Linked DNA regions of Homo sapiens: region 1 is linked to region 2. Evidence: chromatin contacts called from ENCODE Hi-C or POLR2A ChIA-PET data. All regions are on one chromosome and are shown on one strand. The core of a region is the stretch at or near the end of the contact, and the rest is flanking DNA. Distances in the headings are between cores, read along the strand shown. Region 1 has its middle 55 kb from the start of AKR1E2. Region 2 overlaps PFKP (phosphofructokinase, platelet).

Region 1 (5,971 bases), core at 2,564-5,063, 1.7 Mb after region 2:
GCACATGAAACAGGCTTTTGTAGAGTCCTCTAGAAAGTCTATAGTTTAGGTGGCTGTGGAGGCTGCACAATTCCTGTCTCAGGCCATGTGAGCTGAGCACCCTGAAAGCAATGAAAGAACTGGGAAGACATCTTTCAATGCTGAAATCTGAAACCTGTCCTTGAATATGAGAATAATGGATTCCAAATTCTACAAAACATTATGGAATCATATTGCAATATTTGGAAGCAACCTCGCAGCTGCCCTCTGGAACTGCTGATAAACATGATGGTCATAAGCGTACACAACATGCAAAGCAAAAGTGATTGTGAATGGAATCCACATTTAGTTGAGCCCAGGAAGAACTGGCAATATGTTCTTGACTCAGTTTTGCCAAAAGAATCAGAGGATTCTCCTGGAATGCCAGCTTCACTGGTTGGAACTCTTCTGGAATCCAGGACAGTCTGTGATTTATTCACAACAAAGGTGAGGTCGGATATGCTCAGGATATGCAAACTTATTTTTGCATATGCCTGCAATACATAATCAGCATGAATAAGGTTGTACAATTTGGATAGCCGACAGCATAATTTGCTTTATGTCTTTCTTTATTCCCTCTGACCTCACCCTCTACTTAGGTGGGGGCTATGGAACTAAAGAAAGATCATAGAGAAATAGAGAAATTCATTAAGGGGCCCCTTAATGTTCAAGGGTTTTCCTTCCTAGGGCCACATTCCAGGATTCCTAAAGTCAACAAGAGACACTACTTCCATGCCAGAACACTCCAGTGAAACCCACGTTTTCATTTCTCTTTCTACAATGGAGTCAATGGGTTTGGATGTGTTCCTTTCTAGATTGCTTTTTGGCTTTCATAAATTGTATGAGAAGTTATTTAATTGACTTTGATATGGGGGAAAGCAGTAAATATTTAAATCTGATGAGGATGCTTTTGAAGGAAAATCATCCTGGCCCCAGGATAGCTCATCTTGCTTAACATATTTAGGGCTGGGCAACAGAGTGAATGGAAATGTCAGGAAGAACATAATCCAATCCAACTAGTGACTGCACAAGCCAGGCCTTATTAAATAAGGTGACAGCCAAGAGGGCACTGGAAGCCCATTGCCCTAACTCAGTTAGTCCTGTGTGCTTTCAAGAGTCCTAAACAAAGGGGAATTTGAAATAACAAATTTGAACACAGTCAATATGCAAACACATAACTCATAAGAAGGCATATTGATATTAAAATTTTAAAGTGTAAAGGTGCTATAGATATCTCGGCCAAGTTATCTCTGACTTTTTCAATGATATTTACAAATCTGTCAATTGGTATGCTTTAAATATTTTTTAATCCATTCTTATGGTTACTTATTAATAACTTTTATAAACTTTATAGTATATAAAATGAATTCAAATTTCCTTATCATGTTGAATATAAGTTCTGGTTTCCCAGTTCCATCTTCAAGATAGCTGATTGACAGTATATGACTAAGAAATAGGACTATAATTGCTAATGGTTTGCTTTTTTATATAGGAAACAATACAAATGAAGATTAGAATTTTTACTATTTTTTTAACAAAATTAGCAAATCATGCACTTACAGACTCAAACACAAGCCTAAGTAAGTAGACAAGCATTTATTGTATCCACTGTACAATTCTTTCTCACCATTACGGAAATTAGCTTATTCCTGGATGGTTCAAAAGCTTCCTAAACACATGGAATTTAGATAATTACAAAAGGTTTTTATAATGGAGCCTCTTTTGCAAATCAATATAAAATTGTTAGCTGACCTGGAAGGGGGCACGGACCGGAAAGCCATTTGTTTTAATGGAGTCTTAAGAAAACTGCATAAAAAAGAATATGCTGTTAACGTCTTCCTAATAAATCAAAACAAGAGACTATTTGTAATATAGTAAATGTAACTTTGAGAAAATTTAATTATATTTTTTTAAAAGAATAATCCTGAATGTTGACTTGGAAACCACAGATTTCAGAACTTGCCTCTATATTACCAATATTTCTTTTCATTGATGCTCTAACCTCTAAAAACTAATAGTAAATGATACATCAAAATGCTAACCAACCTACAAAACTGAGTACTCCAATGTTTCTGAGAATTATTTGGGATATAAATTTAAAGCTCATATATGAATAAAATTATAATAAACTCATTCTGCAAGATTATGTATTAATCCAAATAAAATATATATTTGATTTTTGAAAATGTCACAACTTTAAAGAATTAAAATTTACATAAGATGAGAGAGGTTTTAATACACAGTTTAAACATTTGGAGGCTGAAATTAACTTTGATTCCAGCATTTTTTGCTTTCTGATTTCAAATAATTATGACGTTTAAAAATAATCAAAATATCTCAAAGTAATATTTTATGTTATAATTGGTTTGTTTTTACTTTGCCGTGAATTAGTATACTAGTTACAAAAATGGAAGCTGATTGGAAAAAAATAGAAAAATGTCTTAAAAACTTTTTGAGGGGTCATTTATTTTTTTAAGAAGTAACATGTATCTAATGCTGTCTTGGATACACTAAAAAGCACTTAAGACATATGTGAATTCACTTAATAAAATTGTTTTCCATATAAATATTATTTAAACTCCCTAAAATATTGTCTTTTTCTTTTCTTATTAAGGTATAAAATTTCTTTGCCTATTTCTAGAATTAATAAACAAGTTGCTATGAGCAACTTGGGAGAAACACAATAAGATTCTTTAAAAACTTTTTTTTCCGTTTCTTTTTTTAAGTTTTCCTGTTGGCCTGACTCATTGTGCTCTCACATCCCTTTGAAACCATATGGGGAAGTAATAAAGTGTGTCTCTTCTTCCAAAGATATGCACTGTTTATTAACTGACTAAGGGAAATACTATGAGCTCATTACTATTTGTCATACATGGTCATTCAATCACATTGAGCAACAGACAAGACCAGGAAACACCCGTGTAAAAGGACAATGGATAATGGGCAGTTTAACAGTTTAATTTTTTATGAGAAAAAAAAGAAGTTGAATATGACCTTAGATAAAATACAAAATACAGCAATAGTAACACTGCTGGCCATTTCTATTCAACAACAAACTCTCTGTTCTCTGCAGAGACTAGGAGGCAGGTACAGGATTCTGCCTACAAATAACTTTCTTTCTTTAGCACCAAATTGTGCCCAGTGTAGCACCACTTATTGTCCAAAGAATTAAAAGCCTTCAGCAGCAGATATTATTATTGTCTTTCAAAGATCTCCTTCCTGGGAATTCCATCACATGTAAACATATGCTTAAGGATTTAGCTCCATCTACAGGAAGCAGAAAATAAAACAAATTATTTGTAAATACAAAGTCCTCTCTGCACACATCCATTTAGATAAGATTGTTTTTGCTTCTTCCAAATGATGCTTTTGGCTGAGAAAGTTCCAGCGGAGAAAGGAGAGCAGTTAGAGTAGGAAATGGGCATATGACTCATCCATTCCTGGGGTTTTGAATCAGAAGAAAATCTGATTCTACTTCATTAAATAAATTTCTATAAAAAGCAGCCATTTATAAAACATGACTTATGAAACATATTGCCAAGGAGGAAGCCTCTCCCAGGATTTTGCAGGGATTTATCAAACAAGAGTCCCTGAATGTTAAAGTTTCAGATAATTCTGTCTCTGGATGTGGGTTTCATTCCCCTTCTTCCCCATAAACTTCCTATCCTCTGAGAATATGTGCCACCCCCCATAACTGTGTCCACTGAGCCAGATCCCAGGACAAAGGGTGTCAAGGAGGGTTGGAGGAGATGGCTTGGGAAAACCTGCCAATATCCTTTCTCAAAACAATGGCAGAAATCTGGGTGCTGTCTTCTTTCCTGCTCCACATTAATTGACAATAAACATAGCTATTTACTTAAGAGGAAAGCGGAAACTCAGAAATGGTTTGGTCACCAAAAACCACAAATGAAATATTCCATTTTCCCCAAAGTCATATTTATCCACTCTTAAACAACCTTCTAAAGAAGAGCGCATCGTTAGTTGGACATGTTAGTCAAGCCACGTCCTTGCCATGGAATGTTCTTCAGAGCATTGAGTGGAGATCATGTACCTCCACATTCCCGGAAGCATATGCCTCATGTTTCTTCATTGAATAATTCAAATCTAAAATTAGGGGTAAAATGCTCTATTGTACAAAGATGCTGCCTTGTTTATATACCCAATTTCCATTTCTAAATAAATGTACAGTAGCTCTGAATGAAGAAACTGCGTTTGGGTTAATCCTTTGTACCAAGAATAATGACTAGGCTCCAACCTCAATCCTGCATGAGTTTATACTGAAACTTCACCATGTGTATGAAACTATACTTACTCATCAAATCATTTTATTCCAGAGTAAGGAGAAGATCTGCCACAAAGAGAAACACCCAACTCTACCCCAGAGATGCTACAATTCTCAAATTCCATAAATTAGATGTTTTTCAGCCTCAAGCCTTTCAAGTCTCCTTCAGATTTCTATTACTTTTGCGTGAACGATAAACTCATAAAATGTAAGGTTCTGCTCTATTAAATAATGCATTATGGATGTCATATGATTTTGTAAAAGCTTCATAACATTTCTAAGCAAATAAATTATAGAAACTCTGGGTAAAGGTAGTAGATTAGACACATGCTCGCCTATGTCTGCTCCTTCCACAAATCCTAAGGAAATTATAGAGAAGAAGTATAAATTCACAGACAGGTGACTGAAAGGAGAGGCTGCAGTGGATGAGATACATTAACAAATATTTGGGCGGGATGGTGGAAACCGACTTAGCGGAACAAAGGAAGCTGAATCCTAAGAGAATTTTTCACTGAAGAATGGGGAAAGATAAAAAACGAGAGGTTCTGAGTTTTGCAAATGCAGTGATCAGATGGGGTTCAAAACCAGGAGGGCCAATTGACAGGTGGAATAAATAGTGATCGGGCATCCAGGATTCCTTCTCTGAGTTTTTAAATGTTTTCTAATTGATGTATAATAGATGTACACACTTTCAGGATACATGTGATAATTTATTGCATTCACGTAATCAATAAAGATAAAAGCAGCGCAATTAAGATGCCTATCACCTTGAATATTTGTCTTTTCTTTATGCTAGAAATATTTAAATTATTCTTTTCTAGATATTTTGAAATATACAATAATTATTGTAGACTATAATCAGCCTACTAATCTATCAGTCTTATTTATTTTATCAAACTGTATATTTGTAGCCATTAATCTGAGACTAGTAACCATACCTCCCCAACACAGAAAGAAATTGATTCAGAGAGATTATACACTGGGACATGTGAGGCACAGTGGTGGGTGATGCTTAGGCATTAAAACCAGGAGAATTAGGTTAAACTTTATAAACTTCACTGCAGAAAATGGAAGCAGAAGGAATACTTCCCAGTACCTTTTATGAGGCCAGAATTACTTTAACACCAAAGCCAGATTAAAATCATTACAGAAGAATAAACTAGACTCCAACATGTCTTATAATTATAGCTCAACAGAATATTAGTGAGTCAAAGCCAACAATGTATTTTTTGAAATACACTACAACCAAGTGGGATCATTTCATACCTGAAGTAAAGTATACAAAAGAATGATTCAACATTCAAATATCAATCAATGTCATCCATCATGACAACAAGCTAAGAAGAAAAATCATATGCTCATATCAATAGATGCAGAAAAAACATTTGACGAACCTCACAACCATTCAAAATAAAAATTCTCAGCAAACTAGGAATAGAGGGGAACCTTTTCAACTTGATAAGAAGATATCTACCAAAAACCTACAGCTAATATCATACCTAATGGTGAGAAACTTAATGACTTTCCCTTAAGATTAGAAATGGCAAGGATGTCCTCCCATACGATTTCACTTGACATCATGCCCAAAATGCTAACTAGCACAAAAAGACAAAAAAGTGTAATTGAAAATATACAAATGGGAAAGGAAGACATAAAACTGTCACATGAATG
Region 2 (5,642 bases), core at 2,307-4,806:
CTAATTTTTATGATAACTTTTATAGTAAGTGGCACCTTCGAAGCTGTCTAGGAGCAGAGCTGAATGGACTGTTTATGAATTTTGGCACAAAGAATGATCAGGCTTTTGGAATTATCTTACTGAGGAAGATAGGAGCAGCCTGGGGATCAGCTCATTTGAGCCCAAATTTCCTCTCTGGCACCCTCCCCACCTGCCCCAGAAGGTGGGAAATCCTAGTGAACGGGTCCATTTCTTCACCTTCCTCCAGTGTAGCCCAGGCACCTACCTCTGGGCGTCTTGGGAACATAAATTCTCATGGACCCTCAGACCGCCAGGACTTTGTATGAGTGGTGGGTTCTATAACCAGCTGTAGCAATAAATGTTGAATCCATTTATGGTATCATCATTTTGCTGTTACAGATATAAAAATCCTGTATCTTTCATTCTTTTTTTTTTTTTTTTTTTTTTACATTATACTTTAAGTTCTAGGGTACATGTGCACAACGTGCAGGTTTGTTACCTATGTATACATGTGCCATGTTGGTTTGCTGCACCCATTAACTCGTCATTTACATTAGGTATATCTCCTAATGCTATCCCTCCCCCCTCCCCCCACCCCACAACAGGCCCCGGTGTGTGATGTTCCCCTTCCTGTGTCCATGTGTTCTCATTGTTCAATTCCCACCTATGAGTGAGAACATGTGGTGTTTGGTTTTTTGTCCTTGCGATAGTTTGCTGAGAATAATGGTTTCCAGCTTCATCCATGTCCCTACAAAGGACATGAACTCATCCTTTTTTAATGGCTGCATGGTATTCCATGGTGTATATGTGCCACATTTTCTTAATCCAGTCTATCACTGATGGGCATTTGGGGTGGTTCCAAGTCTTTAATTCTAAGATAGAAAACACACTAAAATCTGTGAGTGTTTTCCTAACTGGGCAGCAAAGCCCCGGCTGACCTGGAGCGCGTTGCCTGGGGGTGATCCCGTCACCCAGCCGAGGTGACGGCTCCCACCTCTCTTTGCAGGGGTGGGTTTGATGCCGTGCACTCCCAAGGGCCCAGAGTATGGGTGCAGTAACACTCACTGCTTTTTAAAACATTTTTTATTTTTAATTATTATGGATACATAATAGTTGTACCTATTTATGGGGTACATGTGATTTTTTTAAAATTTATTTTATTGAAGTAAAATATGCATATATCATTTACCATCTTTACTATTTGTGGGCATAGAGTTCAGAAATATAGTCTTCTTCCCTTTTATCCTTGCTTTTCCCCACCCCTCCCCTTCCATACCTCTGATAATTGCAGTTCTCGTCTCTATGAGATCAACTCTGTTAGCTCCCACGTATGAGTGAGAACAGGCAATGTTTCTCTTTTTATGCCTGGCTTATTTCTTATTTCTTTTTCCATACAGAGTTTTGCTCTGTTGCCCAGGCTGGAGTGCAATGGCCCAGTCTTCGCTCACTGCAACCTCTGCCTCCCGGGTTCAAGCGATTCTCCTGCCTCAGCCTCCTGAGTAGCTGGGATTACAGGCACCCACCACCACGCCTGGCTAAATTTTTTTATTTTTAGTAGAGATGGGGTTTCACCATGTTGGCCAGGCTGGTCTCAAACTCCTGACCTCAGGTGATCCTGCCCTCCTGGGCCTCCCAAAGTGCCGGGATTACAAGCATGAACCACCACGCCCATATGCCTGGCTTATTTCACTTAACAGTAAAGCACTTTCATCCCCATTGCCACAAATGATGGGGTTTTCTCCTTTATGGGTGAACGGTGTTGTGTTGTGGGCGTGCACCACGTTTTCTTTGTCCATTTATCCGCTGACGGGCGCTGATTCCACACTGGGCTGTTGTGATGGGGAGTGAATGTAGGAGTGCGGAGGTCTCTTTCTGCCGATTCCCTTTCTCGGGGTATATGCCCAGCAGTGGGGCTGCTGGCTTGTGGGGGAGTTCTATGCATGTCATAGTCTCATACAAGCATGCAATGCATCATGATAAAATCAGGGTAAGTAGCATATCCATCACCTCAAGAACAATCATCTCTTTGTGTTAGGAACACTCCAATTTTACTCTTTTAGTTATTTTGAAATATTATTTTGAATATATATTATGTATATATTATTATACATTATGTATAATATGAATTATATATGTATTATACATATCGTATACAATGTTATACATTATGTATAACATTATTATATATTATTAAACATTATTATACATTATTAACTGTAGTCGCTCCATAGTATCACTCATCCCTGGATTTTATTCCTTCTATCTCAAACTGTTTTTTACCCATTAACCATCCTTCTTTACACCCCTGCTTCCTTCTACTTTTCCCAGCCTCTGGTAACCATCATTCTGTTCTCTGTCTCCACGAGATCAATCCTAACTCTGTCTTCATGAGATCAATTTTTTATTTAAGCTTAAATGTATGAGTAAGAGATTGCAGTATTTGTCTTTCTGTGCCTGGCTTATTTCACCTAATTTCTGCCTGTTCCATCCATGTTGCTCAGAATGACAGGATTCATTCTTTTTTATTGGCTGAATAATATTCCATTGTGTATCAAGATGTGGAATCAGTCTAAGTGGCCATCAGTGGGTGCGTGGATAAAATGTGGCGTATATACGCAATGGAATATTTTTAAGCCATTAGAAAACCTGCTTTTTAAAATCCCAAGTCTTCTGAGTCCTGGCCTGCCTCTCAGACCTGGGTTTTGGGTGAGCCATCGTGGGCCTGCAGGACGTACTGCAGTGACTGTGGATGCATAAATCAACCTTTCATTTCTGTGTGCTCATCTGTGCAGTAGAAATGGTGTTTGCCCTCCTGTCTCCCTGGTAGAAAGGACTTGGAAAAGTCTGAGACTAACGGGGCAGAGGAGCTGTTTGACTGCTTTTCAGGGATGAGACGCGCATGCCTTTGACTCCATGGGTGTGTGGCCAGGTAGGGAAACGGGGTCTGCACCTGAACACATCTATTCACAGATGGCTCTGCACTGAAGAGGCTCAGCCCCCTCCCCGGCCTGGTCTCTGCGTCATACCCACAGGCTGGGCTTCTCTCTGAGTGTCAGGGCGATGGCATCTGGGGTGGGCAATTCTTGGTGGGCGGTCCTTTGACTCTCAGGATGCGGAGCAGCACCCCTGTGTCCACCTACCCCATAGTCATGACAGTCAAAGATGTCCTTACAGTATCTCCAACATCGGCGAACGTCCTATGGGGGGAAAATCACTCTTTTGGGGGACCGCTGTTCTAGACCTATTTGGGCTCAAATTGAGGGGATATTATGTTTTATTTTTTTAAGGATGACTCAGTAATTTATCCAACAGATTTTTTTCACCTATACTCTAGTTTCTAACCTAGAGCTCTCTGGGTTACCAACAGACCAGGACAGTTAAACAGGTTACTATTAATTAAAGGGGTTTGTTTTTTCCTTCAGTAGTGCATGTGTGAAGAAAGTATTAACCTGGGAACAGTGGCGTTTCTGCTGAAAGCCTGGCCTTCATCGAGGGACCTCTGCTGTCTGGCCGCTGCTTGAGCTCCTATAAACCTGGGCCAAGCCTACGTGTGAAGCATGCCAAGCCTTGGGCTGCATTCCAGGGAGACTCGGGGAGGGTTTGCCAGTTAACCCATTCCTTTCTACCTGGTGAACCAATTGTTGCTTCTTTCTTTTTTCTCTTAAGCTAAGGTTTTTCCTTAGAAGCCTACAAATGGCTTTAGCTTCTTGGAGATGATGATACTAAGTATATCAGATGCTTTGACCCAAAGGCCATGCCCAGGGTAAACTACCCTGGCTCTGGTGGGTCCAAACCAAGCTGGGGCGAGTCAGTTGGTTAATCCAGGGCTGCCACTGTGTCTGCAGGAAACAGTCGGCTCCTTGCATTTGGTTTCATTCATGAATTTCATATCCTGTTGTTGAATATTCTTCTGCAGATTTCAGAAATTGTTCATATTATTATAGCTCTTCAAATATGACTCACTTAAGATTCTTGCCGAGCACCGTGGCTCATACTTGTAGTCCCAGTACTTTGGGAGGCTGAGGCGGATGGATCCTTTGAGGTCAGGAGTTAAAGACCAGCGCGGCCAACATGACGAAACTCCGTCTCTACTAAGAACACAACAGGTAGCTGGGCGTGGTGTAATCCTTGGAAGGCTGAGGCTTGAACTCAGGAGGTGGAGGTTGCAGTGAACCTAGATTGCGCCACTGCATTCCAGCCTGGGTGACAGAGCGAGACTGTGTCAAAAAAGAAAAAGAAAAAAGTCTTTTATCTTAATTTTTTGTTTGTTTTAAAGTTTGGTTCTGCTCTAGACAGCTGTTTGTAAACAATATCAGAGCTGTCTTTGTCATAGTCCACACCCTAAAGAAAGGCTAGGAATAATTCTGATCATTTTATCGCTAGTTTTTTCCATGATTAAAAATAACACATTCAAAAGGTGTCAGATAAGTGATGCCTTTTTATGTTGAAAGGATAAAGGGTGTTGGTACAGCATCAGCATCCAGCCTCTGGTCTTCCCAGATGTGCTGCCATGGAGCCTGTGCCACCTGACCCCCGCCACCGGCCCCCAAGCTTAGCTCAGGTGCCCGAGGGTCTCCATCTCCCCATGGCCCCCGGTCAGCAGCCCTGTCCCTGCACCCAGACTGGCCAACCCTTCTGAGCTTGAAATATCAGCATGTGATCTTAGCTTCCCTTGTTTCAGCCCTGAGCATTACAGCTTGACTTACTATACCAATAAACAAACCATTAACTTATCAATGAATTGATTGGCATCATGCTTCCCTTCTTTAGTTGGTCTCGTGGAGGTAGAGAGGAGGATGTAGATAGCAGAGGCTGGGAAGGGGGTGTGGACAGGAGGGGATGCAGAGAGGTGGATGGGTGCAAACATATGCTTAGATAGGAGTAGGTTCCAGTGTTGATAGCGGAGTAGGCTGGCTGTGTTAGCAACAGCGTATTATATTAATGTATTTCAGAGCAGCTGGGGGAGAGGACTGGAAATGTTCTGAATGGGTTGAAGTTAAAAATACCCAGGGTGACAGACACCCCAGTACCCTAATTTGGTCATTACAGGTTCTGTGCATGCAACAGATACTCACATGTACCCCACAAATATGTAAAATTATATGTGTCAATAAAATTGAAAAAATATGGGGGAAAAAAACCTTTCCCTTCCTGATAGAAACCCTTCATTCTTCATTAGCCATAGGAAATATTTCTTTTGGGTTAAAATGAAGCTCCTGCTTTTACAATTTTTAAAGTGAGAAATCTCACACTTGTGACCCAAAATAAACACCTTTTCCCCAGAAGTGCTGGTGCTCCCCTGTCTGAGGAAAGGGGTGTGGGGGACCTCTCCTAATCTGGAGGATGCCTGAGCTGCTGGGATGTGTAGATGGGGGTGGCCACGGAAGCCTGAGCTCCTGGGATGTGTGGATGGGGGTAGGGGGGTGGCCATGGAAGCCTGAGCTCCTGCTCCTGGGATGTGTGGAAGGGGGTGGCCACAGAAGCCTGAACTCCTGGGATGTGTGGATGGGGGTGACCACGGAAGCCTGAGCTCCCGCTCCTGGGATGTGTGGAAGGGGCTGGCCGTGGAAACTAGTTGGCAAGACAAAGAGCAGGTGACAGCATTGGCCCTGACTTCTGGGACTGTGTCTGATTTTTTTTTT

Evidence for each region. Hi-C counts contacts between places; a loop is a spot of excess contacts on that map. ChIA-PET counts read pairs that join two places held with the same protein, here RNA polymerase II (POLR2A).
Region 1: a map of endothelial cell of umbilical vein shows a loop between it and region 2 (4-fold over the local background). The contact joins two enhancer-like sites. A Hi-C loop is called at or near these places in 1 of 168 maps with a recorded cell type or tissue (endothelial cell of umbilical vein). POLR2A ChIA-PET finds 5 or more read pairs at or near these places in 1 of 52 experiments (PC-3).

Annotation. Positions count from the first base shown.
Region 1 is chr10:4,768,083-4,774,053 of GRCh38, forward strand. No RefSeq gene overlaps it. Among named protein-coding and RNA genes, the nearest start is that of AKR1E2, 55 kb to the right of the region's middle. Within about 2 kb of position 3,814, at least 9 of the 41 ENCODE cell types and tissues checked have a DNase peak (open chromatin) inside an H3K27ac peak, as active enhancers do; they include PC-3 and endothelial cell of umbilical vein, where a contact is called at or near this core.
Region 2 is chr10:3,087,560-3,093,201 of GRCh38, forward strand. All of the region lies in intron 2 of PFKP (phosphofructokinase, platelet), which reads left to right. Among named protein-coding and RNA genes, the nearest start is that of PFKP, 23 kb to the left of the region's middle. RefSeq lists enhancers at 3,112-4,311, 3,792-3,991, 4,846-5,642, 5,613-5,642. Within about 2 kb of position 3,557, at least 20 of the 41 ENCODE cell types and tissues checked have a DNase peak (open chromatin) inside an H3K27ac peak, as active enhancers do; they include PC-3 and endothelial cell of umbilical vein, where a contact is called at or near this core.